2 separate regions of the Mus musculus genome follow, and region 1 is linked to region 2. A link is a loop called in an ENCODE intact Hi-C map of the cell type or tissue named here. Cell type or tissue: heart. All regions are shown on one strand. Links, peaks and the distances in the headings refer to the core of each region. The heading gives the core; the rest is flanking DNA.

Region 1 (8,333 bases), core at 48-8,047, 130 kb before region 2:
CATTTGTAGTCCCAGTTACTGGGGAGGCTGAGACAAGAGGATGACTTGAGCCCACAAATTTGAAGCCAGTCTGGAGAACACAAATGAGACTGAGTCTGGGGAGGTAGAGGCAAGGGGACCCAGTGTTCACTGCTGGGCCAGTGAGACAGATAAATGGATGGGTAAAGGCTATTGTGGCCAAGCCTGACGACCTGGGTTGGATCAGTAAGCCACACATGGTGGGAGGAGAGAACAAGTTGTTCCCTGACCCCGACATGCTCCATGTCATACACAAACGAATAATTAAAAAAGTGAAAAAAGTTGGCCGCCGCAGCCATCTTCCAGTAATTCACCAAAATGACGAACACAAAGGGAAAGAGGAGAGGCACCCTGTACGTGTTCTCTAGGCCTTTTAGGAAACGTGGTGTTGTTCCTTTGGCCACATACATGCAAATCTACAAGAAGGGTGATATTGTAGACATCAATGGGCACTGTTCAAAAAGGAATGTCCCATAAGTGCTACCACAGCAAAACCAGAAGAGTCTACAATGTCACCCAGCATGCCGTGGGCATCATTGCAAACAAGGAGGTTAAGGACAAAATTCTGGCCAAGAGGATCAATGTGCGGATTGAGCACATCAAGCACTCAAAGAGCAGGGACAGCTTCCTGAAGCGGGTGAAGGAGAATGATCAGAAGAAAAAGGAAGCCAAAGAGAAGGGCACCTGGGTGCAGCTGAAGCGCCAGCCTGCGCCACCCAGAGAAGCACACTTTGTGAGGACTAACAAAAAAGAGCCGGAGCTGCTGGAGCCCATTCCATACGAATTCATGGCCTAATGTACAAAAAAAGAAAATACCAGCACCAGGAAAAAAAAAAGTGAAAAAAAAAATTAAAAAAAAAAAAGAAAAAGAGCCGGCCAGGTGTGGTGGCGCACGCCTTTAATTCCAGCACTCGGGAGGCAGAGGCAGGTGGATTTCTGAGTTTGAGGCCAGCCTGGACTACAGAGTAAGTCCCAGTACAGCCAGGGCTATACAGAGAAACCCTGTCTCAAAAAAGAAAGAAAGAAAGAAAGAGAGAGAGAGAGAGAGAGAGAGAGAGAGAGAGAGAGAGAGAGAGAAAGAAAGGAAGAAAGAAAGAAAGAAAAAATAGCTCAATGTCATTCTTCAATAAATAACAGGTTTTAGGCCAGTCTGGGCTGTATGTAACTCTCTCTCAGAAAGCAAGCAGGAAGGGAAGGAGGGAGGGAGGGAGGGAGGGAGGGAGGGAGGGAGGGAGGGAGGGAGGGAGGGAGGGAGGGAATGAATTCCAAGTGTGGTGTGGTGGCACACACCTGTAACATCAGCCATCAGTAGACTGAGGAAGATTTGCCTAAGGTTGGGAACAGCTTGGGCTACACAGGGAGTTTAAAGCCAGCCTGACATACATGAGAAAGCTGCCTCATAAAAAACAAAGCTGCCTCATAAAAACAAAGCAAAACAAAACACCCCAGAAGTGAGGGGATGCTCTGCGCAGGCAGGGAGGAGCATAGTGCCAGCTGTAGGGAAATTCTGTCTTATCACTTAGCTGTAGAGCTTCTGGAACACTTTTGAAGAGATAAACTAACCTAAACCCATCCACATTGCATGATAAAACCAGGGAAGAGATGAGTTCTCCTTCTAGTTAGAGATGGTGAGGTAGGTGTGTGTGGGAGAGAGAGAGAGAGAGAGGTCAGGGGGGGAGAGAGAGGGAGAGAGGGGGAGGGAGCCCAGGTTGGCCTTAAACTCGGTATGAAGCAGAGGATGACCTTAAACACTTCTTTCCCTTTCTCTCCTTTGTGCTAGGCTTTCAGCTATTTCCCGAAATGCCCAGCCTCTCTTCTGTCTAAAGAAGCCACACACACCTGCTATGGTGTTGCAGACAGAATGTCATGTCTAACCCCCATGTAATGACACTCTAATGTAGTGTTAGGGAAGCTCATATGGTTATCACCCTCATGAGCTAACCATCCTTAGAGGCCACAAAGAGCTTCTCCGTTCTTTCCACTGTGTGAAACTATTAACAAGAACATGGATGCATACAGACCAGAAAGTGGGCCCTTAACCAGTGTCGGGTGACAAAACCTTTCCTGGGGAGGTAACACACAGGTCTACTCACCCCAGATTGGGATCCCACAACAAACCAAAGCACAGATACCACCCAAATCCAACTTGGTGAACTATGAGTTTTATTGGAGTTGCTTATAGGAATATAGGTGAGGGGTTCTTACAGAGCAGAAATGACACTTGCATCTCTAAGGCTGACCCTAGCATGGGTGACAGCTCACAAGACTGGGAACCTGAAGCTCACTGCATAGGCTGCAGGCAGCTCAACAGTTAAAGAGGGTCCTTCCAGGTGCAGCAGTTGGTCTAAATGTCTTCCAGGCAGGGCTGCTGGTCTGCTTATTCCAGGCAGCTGATCTGGTCTCAAAGTCTCCTTCTTAGCTCAGCTCTCTTTTGATCTGAGGTGAATTACTCTGACCAGAGGGATCTATTGAATCTGGTCAGTTTCAGAAACTTCCTGAAGCTATTTTGAGTTGTTTGCCTCCCTGCTTAAGGAGCTTCCTGTAGGACAGACTGTTTTAATCTTAAGAGGAAGCTGCTACACACCAACCAGACTTCAAAACAACCAGTGTTTTGATCTTGAGCATCTCAGCTGTAATAACTGTCAGAAACAAAGAGCTGTTAGTTATAAACCACCCAGGCTGTGGTATGTAGTTAGAGTGCAGAAGCAGCCTAAGAGAAGTGACCAGACAGATAACTACAGCAATCAATCTTGTCATGTGACCCGTGATAACAGCTTGGACAGTCTCTGTCACATAAGACAGTAAATGGCTGTGAACTTAGGGCACATCTTAAAACCTGCATAACACCAGCTAATATCATTAACCACCAGCATTAGGCCCATAGCCAGTAGATTGCTTCATTTTAAGGTAAGCCAGAAACCTGATGATATGACATTAAAATTCCAGATTTTAACAGGCTACCAAACAGTTCAGATTTAAAGTAGATACCAATTGTTCTAGTCAACTCCAGGGACACACTCTACCCTGTGAGCTCCCCTTAGGGTAAGGGCTCTTGTATATTTTAATGTTGCACATAATGGTGGTCACATTTTATTAAAAACTACCAGCCAGCAAAGCCTTTCTGATTTTTTGTTTTGTTTTGTTTTGTTTTGTTTTGTTTTGTTTTGTTTTGTTTCAAGACAGGTTCCTCTGTGCAGCCCTGCTGTTCTGGAACTCATTTTATAGATCAGGCTGGCTTTGAACTCAAAGATCTGCCTGCCTCTGCCTCCCAAGCACTGGGATTACAGGTGTGCAATCCTCCCCAACTCCTTTACATTTTGCTTTACACACTACTGTACTTTGGGAATGGAATGCCCCCCAAAGGCCATGTATTGAAGTCTTGGGTCCCATGTTGACACTATACAGAGGTGACAGAAACTTCAAGATGGGTTAGTAGGCTCTCTGGTGATGTCACAGCCTCTTGAAACACATATTAACACATAGTTTCATGACTCCAGTGTTTTCAACAAACCAAGAGGAAACAGAAGCTAGGGAACCCGCTCACAGGTGCTGAGGCAGAAGGTACCTTCCAGCAGCCTGGCCATACTATTGTGCTCTGGCACGGACTCACCTCCTGGACCATGATGCCGAGGGGTAGGACACGACTACTGTCCTTTGTATTTTCCATAGTATATGATATACAAGGTAGTCCTTAAATCATGTTGAGCTGAACTGATACTGTATGTAATTGAAGTGTGCTTTCATCCATTCATTCAGCTCAATGAAAGAGCCCTAAGCTGGAGTGCTTGCCCAGTGTATGCATGAAAATCTTACAATTTTTCACTTTTAATGAATTGGAAGACTCTGCTACGGAACCAAAAATCCCAGAATACAGCACTCGAGAACAGAGGGAGGTGGGTTTCTATGAGTTTGAGGCTAGTCTGGTCTGACCTTCATAGTGACAGGACAGCCAGGGCTATGTAGCTTACAACCATGTCTCAAAAAAAACAAAAGCAAACAGAAAGGAGAGTGCTATGTACTCTGGCTGTTTCTCCTTAACTACCTCCTACTTTCTTATACCCGACACTGCAGAGATTCTGTCTTCTGGTCCTACACTTTCGTGGCATGGATAGCTGAATTGGCCTCATGCTGTCCTTATTGCTAGTCCTGATGGCTTGCACATGTAGTCAAAGCCCTCGGGAGATTAAGGCAGGAGGACCAAGGGCAACCTGAGCTAACGAGTGAGTTCAAAGTCAGCCTGAGCTACATAGCAAAAAATAAAATAGTCAACCGTTCCCTCCCTTAGGAGAACGAACATAAATTAAGGGAGAGGACAAACACTGCAGGGGACGAAAGCCTGATTTCTACTTTAAAATGAAGACGGCAGTTGCTCTGACCGTCTGGCAGTTGCAAGAGACTCCGTAACTGGCCTGCAACTTCCCAACAGCGACTCTGCACAGATGTCTCTGCAGTTGTCCCCTGCAGGGTCGGACGCGACCAGCAGCCACCCCCAACACCGCTGCTTGGGGTTCACCTCACACACCCCCGACCAACGCGGACCGCCACGAACCCCACGGGACGTCCCGGCTCCCTGGGACGGCCACGGCGGTGGGGTGAGCCTCTCTCCGAGAGGGGCGTGAGGTCCCCAGCAAGCCGAGGGCACGGGAGGGCGTGGCCCACACGCTCGGGGGCGGGGCACCCGGCGCTTTCAAACCCCAGCCGCCTTGGCGGCGGAAGTTCCGGTGTCGGCGAGCGGAGGTGAGAGGTCAGCAGGAAGTCGATACGTGGCCGCCGCCTGTCCCCGCCGAGGAGGCGCTGCGAGCGGAGATGGCGGCGCAGCTGAACGTAGAGCAGCTCGAGGTGTCGCTCGACGGTCTCACGCTGAGCCCGGACTCGGAGGAGAGGCCCGGCGCGGAGGGGGCCCCGCCGCAGACGCCGCCGTCCTCGGCCCCGGGGAATGGACTGGGCTCCGGCGCCTCGGGGCAGCAGCGGGAGCCCGGGGAGGCGGCGGCTGAGGGCGCGGCCGAGGAGGCGCGGCGGATGGAGCAGCACTGGGGCTTTGGCCTGGAGGAGCTTTACGGCCTGGCGCTGCGCTTCTACAAAAGTGAGCGGGTCACTCGCCCCTGCGGGACTGCGGGCCGGCCATGCCTGCCCCACCCACCCGAGCTAGGCCGGGGTGACCGGAGCGCCGGTCCGTCCTTGGTGGCACCGAGAGTTTGTCACTGCCGGTCCGGCCCCTGGTCACACCCCTGAGAGACCTAGAACCCTGGTTTAGCAGCCCGTGTCGCCTAGTTGCTGGGGCGTTCCACCTGGTTTAAGTTTTCTGGTTTCCACGAGCTAGAGTGGACAGGAGCGCGCGCTCCCCGGGGCTCCTATTCTGGGATGGATTTCGCCTTTTTGTTATGTATCGGTTTTTCACGGCTCACGACAACATCGAAGCGATTTTTAAAGAGAGAAAAAAAAACTATCTTAGTGGAAGAAAATTGTATTGGGTCCCACACATCCCTTTTCTAGCCTTGTAAACCGTGAGCGTGTGTGGGACATGATCATTAGGCGATAGGGATGTGGCGAAGGATGAAGTAAAATACTAAGTTCATTTATTCCCTTTTGCCTGAGTGAGTAAGTGATGGCCACTGTGTTCTAGTAACTTCTAAGTGGCTAGGAAATTCTACCATGGAAGTGAATGATGAAGACTAAAGCGCGAAGTTCTCGTTCTCTCTCTCTCTCTCTCTCTCTCTCTCTCTCTCTCTACTGTTTCTTAAAACAAAATTGTGATGTGCGGTGATTTCCTGCCTTTTTTCTTCTCTAGTTAATACTGGAGGTAACAGTCACAAGATTTGGTCAGTGGGAAAGAGCTTGACTCATAGTCTGATTCTTAAAGGCTATTTAGGTTCTTGCGTGGGAAAACAAAGCAAGATAAGGGCAAATGAAACTTTAAAGGGGTTGCTAGGTTCCACCTGCATTCTAGAACCCCATATTTATGACAAGCTTCCCAGAGTTAGGGCTTTCGGATTGCCTAGTTCACCAGCTAAAGTTGAGTTGTTCACTGTAGTGACCCGTGTGAAGGTAGTTTTATTTTTAAATCAACTTTCATTGTGCAAACTAGGTGAGATTCTATGAAACTTTCCAGAACAATAAATGGTTACTCTAAATTCATAGTATTTTAAAGTTTACCCTTGAGCTGTTCTTTGCCATGGCTGGAGGAGTTCAGCCTTTCCTGTGTGGTAATGAGTTTAGGATCACTTTAACTCTTGAGTCGCCGATTTGATTTTAGAGTTTGTCGTAAATAAATGCGAATCCACTGGTTTCTGTACAGTTCACATAGCAGTGCTTGCCCTTAAAAGTTAATTTTTGGAACTTGCATTTTAATAACATAAGCTGCAAGAAACAGGGACAAACCAACTTTAACTCTCTCTCTCTTTTTTATTTTTTAAGAATTTTTAATTTTTGTGAGTGAGTGAGTGTGTATGTATCAGTGTCAATGTGGGTCCCCCAGGAGACCAGAAGTGTTGGATCTCCTGGGGCTGGAGTCACAGGAAGTTCTGAACTGCCTGACTTGGGTATTGAGAATTGAACTAGGGTCCTTGGGAAGAGCATTGTGCATTCTTTACCAATGAGATATGGCTCCAGAGCCAGAAAGAACCAACTTCTATTCTAATCTTTGATTTTGCTGCATGGGAAACAAAGGGAGTGGAGAGGTATTTCATCTGAGCCCATCTATTTTGAAAATAGCAGTATCTTCGTAAAGAGAAGAAAACACTGAGATGGTGTCTCACACTTAATCCCAGAACTAGGCAGGCAGAGGCAGGTGGATCTCTGTGAATTCGAGGCCAGCCAGGCCAGCACAATTCTGGGACAGCCAAAGCTACATAGCAAGAGCCTGTCTTAAAACAACAGTTAACAAAAACCTAAACAAACTGATTAACTAACTTAAAAAATTGTGTAACGGGCAGCAAATTTAGCATTGTGGGTCAGGAGCCTCATTCTAAATTATTGTTGCTATATAAATTCCTAGAAATTTAACTGCGAGAATCAAGCTCTACATAGAGAAGCTGGATTATGTAACACTGGACTCACATTTAAAATTTAATTATTTAAACAGATTATTTTAAATTGCCTTCTGAGTGGCAAGAGTCTTTGGAGAACCCATATTGATTAGTCACCTTACAGAAGGAAGTGCATCAATGGGGATAGTTTGCTCAGTTCCTAAATGCTCAAAGCTGTTCAGGCACTTTTCTGTGTGGATTATTACTTGGCAATAACAGTGAGAGGCTGCTGTAAGTATATCAGGCACTAATTCAAAGAGAGAAAAGCATATAAAAGCAGAATTAATAGAACCCGGGGTGGATCCAACAAGGCTGCTTTGTTTTTTCTGGTGTGTATGTGTGCGTTTTCTGTGTAGAAGTCACAGGACAACCTTGGGCGTGGTTCTCCTTGAGAAGGGATCTCCTTTGCTGCTTTGTACACCAGTCTAGCCATGTGCCATGAGTGGAGATTTTCTTGTCCTAGCCTCTCTTTATGTAAGAGGGCTGAGTTTAGAGATATCCACTATTTTATGTGTCTTGATTATTTTTTTAAAGGAGGTCTGAACTTATTAGGTCCTCATGCTTTTTTTTTTTTTTAAGATTTATTTATTTATTTATTTATTTAATGTATATGAGTATATTGTAGCTGTACAGATGGTTGTGAGCCTTCATGTGGTTGTTAGGAATTGCGTTTTTAGTACCTCTGCTTGCTCTGTTCATGTTCACTCTGGCCCAAAGATTTATTATTATACATAAGTACACAGTAGCTGTCGTCAGATCTCGTTATGGGTGGTTGTGAGCCACCTGTGGTTGCTGAGATTTGAACTCAGGACCTTTGAAAGAGCAGTCAGTGCTCTTAACCACTGAGCCATCTCGTCAGCCCCATCCTCGTGCTTATACAGCAAATAAATGCTGAGCCATCTTCCCCAACTCCACCCTTCTTTTTAGATTACATTTTATCTTCTGTGGACTAAATTTAATCTTGAAAGCAAGATTATTTTCTATTGATAATAGCTGGAGAAGTCAGTTAGTAGGGTGCTTGCCTATCTGGCTTTAGGACCTGGTTTCTATCAACAACACCATATAAGCAAGCTATGGTGTGGCAGGCCTGAAATTGCAATACTCAGGAGGTGAATGTGAAGTTTAAGGCCACTCTCAGCTACATAGTGCAAGAACGCTCTGGAATAGGTACATGAAATACCCCACCCGCCCACCGCCAAAAAGTGTTTTGTGTTACATACTTATAATAGTGATGATCATAAACCTGTGATGAACTACTGTATCAACAACTCTTGAGGTTTTTTTTTTTTT
Region 2 (8,333 bases), core at 237-8,236:
TGGGTGGGTATGGGGGACTTTTGGTATAGCATTGGAAATGTAAATGAGCTAAATACCTAATAAAAAATGGAAAAAAAAGATATATTACCTACCCCTTCCGCTCAAAGTTCTTTGATTTTTTTTCCCCTCATGTTTGTGTGTGTGTTTGTGGGTATGTGGGAATCCAAAAGTGACTTCAGGAACCTTCCTGTATCCCTCTCCATCTTTCCTTCTTTATTGCAGTGGTCTCTCTCTTGAAACCGGTGCTCACTGATCATGCTCATTTAGCTATGTAGCTTGCTCTGGGGAGTCTCTGGTCTTTGCTTTGTCTTTGATTTTTGAGTGCTGGAATTACAGGTGGGCTGTCATACCCACTTGGCATTTATGTAGGTTCTGGGGACCCAAACTTCAGGCTTTATGCTTGTGTGGTAAGCCCTTTAACCACTGAACCATCTCCTCAGCCCTCAAATATCTTTTCATTACAAAACATTTACATTAATTTGTGTGTGTCTGCGTATGTGCTCGGGCACAGCATGCATGTGGAGGTCAGAGGACAGCTTGTAGCAGAGGTCAGGTTTCTCTCTCCACCATGTGAGTCTGGGGGATGGACCTTGGTCACAAGCATCTTTACCTATCTCTTAGCCTGCCTTCAGATTTCTCCAGGAAACAAGCCACTTGATGGTGTTGGTGAGAACAATGATAAAGAATGTTTTTGTAAGCTAGAGATTTGTTATAATGTAAACTCTATGGAATCCACCCTGAAGGAGGTGCTTGCTGGCAGTACAATGAGGGAGGCTCGGGGTTCGTTATTCAGCCTCGGATCGCGGCTCGGCCCTCTCCTGGGCTCCTTTTCTGCCCTCTCTTTCCCACCATGAGTGTTTAAACACAGCCCTTTTCTACCTCTGTTTCCACCTCACCCTTGCTAGTTCCTGTGATTTTCCATCCAATAAGAGAAGGAGAGTGGAGTTTTGCTTTCCCTGACAGCCAAACATCTTGGGGCTTGCTCCAGGCTCCGCCTTCCACACATCCGCCGCTAGTGTGGACTTCTAGGCTCTTCTCCAGCTGCCGGTTTTTTGTTTTTTTCTTTTTCATTCCCACTAGCCGACCTCATTGTTTCTAGGGCTGAAGCCATCCTATAATACAACACTTGCCAATTTGGGAATTGATGGCAGTTTTGCATTTGTGGCACTGGAGGAGTCAGCTTGTCCCATTGTCCTTTTGTCACGAAAATGGTATTAACAGTATTTCCTTCCCGCTGAGCCTGAACATGGCTGGAAACACAGAAGAGTGTCTGGCGAGTCACACATGGACACAACCTGGAGAAGTCACTGCTTTGGGAGCCTCACTCTTGTTTGTGGGAAGTGCCAGGACCCTGCTCTGCTTCTGGCTCGAGCAGAACAACGTGCCATTTGGCTCCGTCAAGCCCCTGTCATGGGTTGCCACACAAACACTGTCTCGTGCTGTCATTTCCTGGCAGTGAACAATCACTCCACATTGCCTCAGGATCCCATCGTGTCTCTCTCCTGGCAGCTGAACCGGTCCTTAAAAAGCAGATGTACAGCTGGAGTCATTCTTTTGGGAACACAGGCAGGAACAAAGCCAGTGTGGCTTATCTGAACGAGCGCCAAGTGTGGTCCTAGGAGCACAGGGCACAGCTGCATGGATTTGGCAATTGAGGAACTGCTCCCCACCTCCCCCCCCCCCCCATTAACTTGTCACAACCATACAAGTGCCTTCCTGTCATTTCTTCATCTGAAACCATGAGATGGGGGAAGGTGGCTCTCTTTTTACACAATCACTCACAAGCCTCACCCCACAGCACTGGGCACTGGGTATGACAACATAGCTCCAGCAGCCAAGCTAACCAGTTGTTTCTAGCTCTTTCCTCAGTTAGTATATATCATGTTCTTGGCCATGCCTTTCAACTCTGAAGTCTCATTCTCTCTCTCACTATTTAAATGAATTTATAGGTACCAATTCAAATTGGTTTCTGTATCCTCCGAGTAGAATGTCCTAAGTTAGTGGAAAATATGTTTCTTTAGATGCACACCAGGAATAATTAAGTTAGACTGTAATCCATCAAACAGCCAACTAATATTTATGTAACATCTATTTTGTGTATTTCACGGTGTAAGGAGCTCATTGTGAAGGTTTAACAGATTATAGATTGCTCAAGAGGTCTGTGTCCTTGAAAAGCTAATAATGGTTATTTTGTATTTTAAATGACAAATGCTTGCTGGTTGCTTGGGTCTTCTTCATAACAGAGATTTAAATATAACCGAGGGGTAAAGAGTGAATTCATTCAGACATTAGGTTTTTGGAGAGCAGTAGTAGATAGTTGTAATAAATGACGTGGACTTTTCTTGTTAGAAGGGAATCCTTCTGGGACTTTCCAGCTTACAAAGCATTATTCTGACAAAGAAATGTTACATAACCCTAAACTGACCATGATCTGGTTCCTTGCAGAAGAAGAAGCTGCCAGGCTCTTGAAATGGTCATTTGATTCCCAAAAGGTGAAAAAAATAAATTAGCAGTTAGGACCACATGCTAACGGACAGAATGGGAAAAGATGGAAGGTCACATGCTTCCCAGTTTGTCTGGAAGGTCACATGCTTCCCAGTTTGTCCTGCTTACGTATCGGATGAGACGCCTGTAGGCCTCTGGGTTACTACTACAACACTCATAAAATACTGCTTCTATGCACAACATGCTTTGTGTAATTATTCTTCATCTCCTGGAATCTTCATGGAGGCCCGCTTTCCCGCCTGTGTGCACCAACAGATCTATAACTCCACAGAACTGCAAGTCCTATTTTTGTTCATTTTCACAGTTAAAGGATTTCAAGATTTTGTGCTTTCTCCTCAGCGATTAGTTCCATCGGCCTGCATCTTAACAGCCGAGAATATGGCTCTGCGGGCCAGGGCATCTGTGTTCAGGAGACTGAGTTATCCTCCCGATAATCCTCCCAGCTTCATGCTAGCAGCTTTTAAATTGTTTAGTATTTCAGAGACAACATCATCTCAGCATATTAAATATTAAGGGCCTCCCTCAGCACCCGAACCTTAAAGTTGTTCTCTGTAAAATCTGCGCGAGTGTTCCCAGGGCACAGAAAGAACGTTACAGCGGGGGTTTTTGGAAGCAGTATGGCTATAAACGTCACTCCCGCCCCTGCCGTTCACAAGGGCCCATTTGCTGTGAAATATTTTGAAAACACAGCTGAAGCGGGGACAGCGCAGAGCGCAAACATGCAAAAATAGGAACGAGCCGAACGTGATGGAAGGAACGTGAAGGGGGGTTCAGGAAATGAACATAAACCTCTAGGGAACTACGCAGGCCGGGGCTGCGGTTTGGGGACCACTGGGGGCCGTTCTCTAGGACTGGGAGGCCTCGCGGGTAGAGGAAGCCGTTTTTCTCCCCGCAGCACCGGGAAGCAGTGGCTGCCTGGGACACAGCCCTCCCAATCCCAAAAATAGCTGCACAAACCGGAGTGGCGCGCTGGCCTGCGGCGCTGGGCGGAGCCACGGGCAGCTTATCACCCCCAGCCAAAGCGCTGTAGCCCAAGCGCAGCAACCGCGCCCAGAGCTCGCCCTTTATAGCCAGTCCCTTGAGCCCCGCCCTAGCAACCGCCCCTAGCAACGCCTAGCTCCAGCGCTCCGCGGTCTTATCGGCCTCAGGCAGGCCTTTCCTGTCCCCCTCCCCCACGCCAGCTCGCGTGACGCCGGGCCACGTGACCGCCTTCCGGAAAGGCGGGGGTGAGTGGTGGAAACCCGGGAGGCGGGGCGCTGGAAGACGAGGCCTTCCGTCATCGAGATGCGACCGGATGGCTGTGTCGCCTAGTGCCTGTCGCAGTCCAGAGGTTCCGTCACCAGACGAAATGGCGGAGGCTGCGGTGGTGGCGTGGGTTCGCGGCCCCGGTACCGTGTGGAAGGCGCTGCCGTGTGCCTCGGTTGGGTGCTCCGTGCGCGATGTGATCTACCGACACTGCCAGGAACAGGTGAGGATGGCGGTTCCCGGGAAATGGGGGAAAGAGATCACCAAGCCAGGCTGGGTTCGTCGTTGGGTGTTTCTGACTAATATGGGGACATTCCTCTGCTAGTCTATGGCAGTCGTTGTTTTGTCCCCACGTCGTAAGAGAATCTCCGTCCATTTACTGCGCTTTGTCCAACCTCGACTACAAACTCTCGTTCTGTTTCTTTTATCCCCCCAAATGATACCTTTAAGGTTCTCTTCTTACATTCACATTATAGATAGGAATATGCTTTCTTACCGACCCTCAGGACACCCATCCAGGCCAAAGAACGGTTAGAGAAGGATATGGAGTCATCCTGACAGAGCCAATCACTCACAGATATTCTTGGGCCTCTTTAGACTCTGCCATGTGGATATAAAACCCTGGTTAAGTGCTTCTAAAGTTTTAAGCTTTAATTCCCAAAGAAGCAGGCTTATACTGACTAGGAAATCTCAAACCTCTTCAATCATCTAAAGAGTTTACTGGGTTCCCTGAGTCTAATTTTAATCTGGGCGTTTGGTATAGAACAGTTTTTCTGTATGACTGCGCCTTCGTTGTAGTCTGTTTTCTCTGCTTGTTATGTAGAAACATAACAAATGTTAAAATACCAAATCTGTTCCTAAAGAGACTTGGATGAGTTCCAAGAAGAATATGTGATTTTCTAATTTCTTTGTCCTTTAAAAAACAAGGACAAGAAAGTCTTTCCTTGTAGCCCAGGATGTTCTGAACATACTGGAGGGCTGGGATTATTGGTGTGTCCCACCACATCTAGCCTTTGTTTTCTTCTCTATTCTGCGGTCTAGTAAGAAAAACAGAACCTTTTTTTAGCCATTCGAATTCAGATACTTTCCAAAACAGGTGACTTTTCAATGTATTTGAAGAATAATTTTCAAGTTTTATTTTTAAACTTAAAATTGATCCATAAACAATAGAATCTTAACAATGAGGAGTGTTGGAAATACACTTTTTTGAAAGGACACAGAAATAAGGCTGGGCCTGGTGGTGTATGCCTCTAATCTCAGCACTTGAGAGGTTTGGGGGTTCTTAGCCACGTCTCTATAGTGGTTTTGGGGCAGCCTGGACTATGTGAAACCCTGCTTGAAAGCAAAACAGCCTCCTATCACCTCGTCCTTAGATTTAACAGAGGCACTGTACATGGACTATGGGAGTCCAGACATCCAGAAAAAACCCCCAATAGAATTGAGTTTGGAGAACAGGTAAGCAGAAGCAGTTATCAGAGAGCATTTGAGTCTGTCTGTTACTTAACAACAGTAAATGTGAGTGCAAGCAGCTTACTAAGGACAGTTTGATGAAATAGGAAAAATCAAGATAGTTCAAGTTCAAGCTATACTTTTTAAAGCAAAACGGTTCTGATCCATGAAGAAGTTTTATCTCTCGCTGAGAGAGGAAGACCTCTGCCCTGTTGATCATTAGCCTTAACAGACATCAGTAAAGGTGACTACAAGTTAATAGGAGACTCCCAAGGACATACTGCAGTAGTAAAATGCTGTAAGGACCTTGACAATCTACTCCTTTCTTATTTGCTGGGGGAAAAGTTGGTTTTAAAAACTGGAGATGAGAAGAATTCGGCTGCTGAAGGTGTCAGTAAGACAGCAACTTTCTGCTGCCCTTTGTCATGAAGGCCCAGGTGTGTGTACAACTTCCAATTAGGGGTTCCTGAGTAGAATATTCTGCATCCAAAATGTGTATTTCCAAGGGAAGAGGAGCCTGGTGTGTTCAACGGTTCAAGCCTGACGTTGGTCATTTAAGTTTCTCTTAACCTCTTTTCTTGTAGCGATGCTTGGTTTTCTTGTTAGGAACTGGAGACATTTGCCATGGTTTCTCTGTTTGCAGCTCCTCACGGCAGAGGGTCAGTACATTTGACCTTAGTGGACTGCACGTTGTCTCTGGTGCTTAGGCTGGTAGGCTGATCCTGCAAAGGTGTGGGTGAATACAGTGTATTGGAACATTTATAATCTACACATTTGGGAAATGTATAATCTACACATTTGATAAAATAGGAAATTCTTCCAAATTCTTTTTTCTACTAGAAACTTAATAGACAGGATTTTTTTTTAAAGATTTATTTATTCTATGTGAGTACACTGTTGCTCTCTTCAGACACAGCAGAGAGGGCATCAGATCTCATTACAAGTGGTTGTAAGCCACCATGTGGTTGCTGGGAATTGAACTCAGGACCTCTGGAAGAGCAGTCAGTGCTCTTAACCATGGAGCCATCTCTCCAGCCCAATAGACAGGAATCTTAACTAGAAAAGCAAGGGGTTGGGTGATGGCCTAATGGTTGCTCTTCCAGAGGTCTCAGATTTGGCTTTTAGCACCAGTGTCAGGCAGATCACAAACCACTGTAACCCCAGCTGTCCCCAGGGATGTGGACGACTCTGACCTCTGAAGGCACCTGCACCAACATGCCCATACTTATATACAGACATGTCATACACTTACACACAATGAAAAGGGATTTAAAAAATTTTTTTAATTAATTAATTAATTTATTATATGTGTGTATACTGTAGCTGTCTTCAGACACTCCAGAAAAGGACATCAGATTTTTTGTTACGGACGGTTGTGAGCCACCATGTGGTTGCTGGGATTTGAACTCAGGACCTTTGGAAGAGCAGTCGGTGCTCTTAACCACTGAGCCATCTCTCCAGCCAGAAAAGGGATTTTAAAAGGAAATCTTTTTGTAAAAAGGAAATAAAGTACAGCTTTTTTTTTTTTTGGGGGGGGGATACTTTTAATCTTCACTGTGTGAGGAATTACAAAAACAATAAATTAAGCCATATATTAAACCAAAATTTCCTTTATACAAAGTATTAAAATACAATTGTATTTCTAAATGAAATCATAGGCATACAGTTGTTGTCATTAAGTAAACTAAGCCAAATGCTATACATTAAAGAGAAACATCAATAAGGCAAATGTATGAATGAAGACACTTCTGAACTCCCCCATTTCATCGAGCATCAAAAACCACCAATCTTTTAGTCCTTTTCTTGTACATTATTCTGTATCCACATTCTCTGCATCTGATGGGATCCCTGGACTTTATCTCATTTTCGGTGTGACACTCTCCACAAATATCTATCATTGGCTGCTGCTTTGGTGGTTGAACATCTTTCTGAGCGTCCATTGGTAGTGCCTCCTCAGCTGGAAGAAGCGCCCCTTCTCTGACTAAAGTACAGCTTTGATGCAGTCTTTGCCCCTCTCTGAACAATTTTGTTTGGAAATAAAGTTTCTGCTTTCACATTGTCTTTCAAAATTATTTAAAAATTTGGAGTGAGTCGCTTTAATACCAGCGTCAGGGAGGCAGAGGCATGTGAGTTTGAAGATAGCCTGGTCTATAGTGAGAACTCCAGGACAGCCAGGGCTATGAAGAGAAACCCTGTCTCAAAACAAAACAAAAAATTCATATACAATATGTATTACATATAAAGATGTTAAAGTGGTTTTTAGTTTAAAAACAATATGAGGTGAATCTTTACAACTTAAGGTAGACAGTTACATGGACTAAACAACCCTTTATCCTAATTTTGTGTAGATGCCCCCAGTCCCCAGCTGGGGAAGCCCTATCTCTTGTTTGCAGTGGTGTCTCCTGTACCTTTCCATCACTGAGAAGGAAAGAGATTGCTTCTCTTCACATTAGCACTTCTGTCTTTCAGCCCTGTGTGCAGCCTGCCCTTCTCTTGCTGTGGGTGAACTGTCATTATTCTACAATTAATTTGTAATTACCTTCTTTGTATAGTTAGGCTCTCTTGATGACATAGCCAAGAGAGTCTCTGTTGGAGGATTGTCTCTACCAAATTGACCTGTGGGATTATCTGGGAATCGTTTTCTTAATTGCTAATTGATATAGGAAGGCCAAGGCTACTGTGGCTGTATATTGACCTGGCTATCCTGGAACTCACAGAGATCTGTCTGCCTCTGCCATCCATGTTCTGGGATTAAAGGCATGGTCACCTTTCCAGGCCAGTAGTTTTATTTAGAGTGAAACCTGAAATTCTCACTGAGTGTGGCAGTGCACATCCTGGTGTCTTGCAAGTTTGAGTAGACAATCTAGGCAACATACTGAGATAAGCACTCTACTAAAAACAAAACAAAACCACCTAAAATGTACTCCTGACTCTTCCTTCTCCTCTCTCCCCACTTACACACGTCAGGGTGATATGCATTTTAAGCTTTGGATCAGTTTTGATATTAAATTGACCCCCAGTGTATAGAGGTCAGGAGAAATGAGTGAGACTTCTGCCTTGCTAGATCTGAGCCCTGTGCATGCACTACAGTGAGTCACGTGACCTGCAAGAGAGGAGGGTGCATCGGCCATTGC

Evidence for each region. Peaks named below come from ENCODE experiments on the same cell type or tissue, not always from the same donor. Only the 100,000 strongest peaks of a DNase experiment are listed, where the experiment ranks them.
Region 1: a loop joins it to region 2, with 3.0 times the contacts of the local background. A loop is called at or near these places in 4 of 42 quality-filtered maps.

The regions. Positions count from the first base shown.
Region 1 is chr1:180,721,278-180,729,610 of GRCm38, forward strand. Acbd3 (acyl-Coenzyme A binding domain containing 3) reads left to right here and starts at 4,766. Exons shown (of 8, transcript NM_133225.3): 1 at 4,766-5,101. The coding sequence starts at 4,825. In heart, for the core only: a CTCF peak has its summit at 4,814; a DNase peak (open chromatin) is centred at 4,654; H3K4me3 peaks cover 3,087 bases; H3K27ac peaks cover 2,004 bases.
Region 2 is chr1:180,847,320-180,855,652 of GRCm38, forward strand. Sde2 (SDE2 telomere maintenance homolog (S. pombe)) reads left to right here and starts at 3,832. Exons shown (of 7, transcript NM_145943.1): 1 at 3,832-3,973. The coding sequence starts at 3,854. It also overlaps the pseudogene Gm20305. In heart, for the core only: CTCF peaks have their summits at 1,016 and 3,394; DNase peaks (open chromatin) are centred at 982, 1,492, 2,738 and 3,602; H3K4me3 peaks cover 3,998 bases; H3K27ac peaks cover 4,473 bases.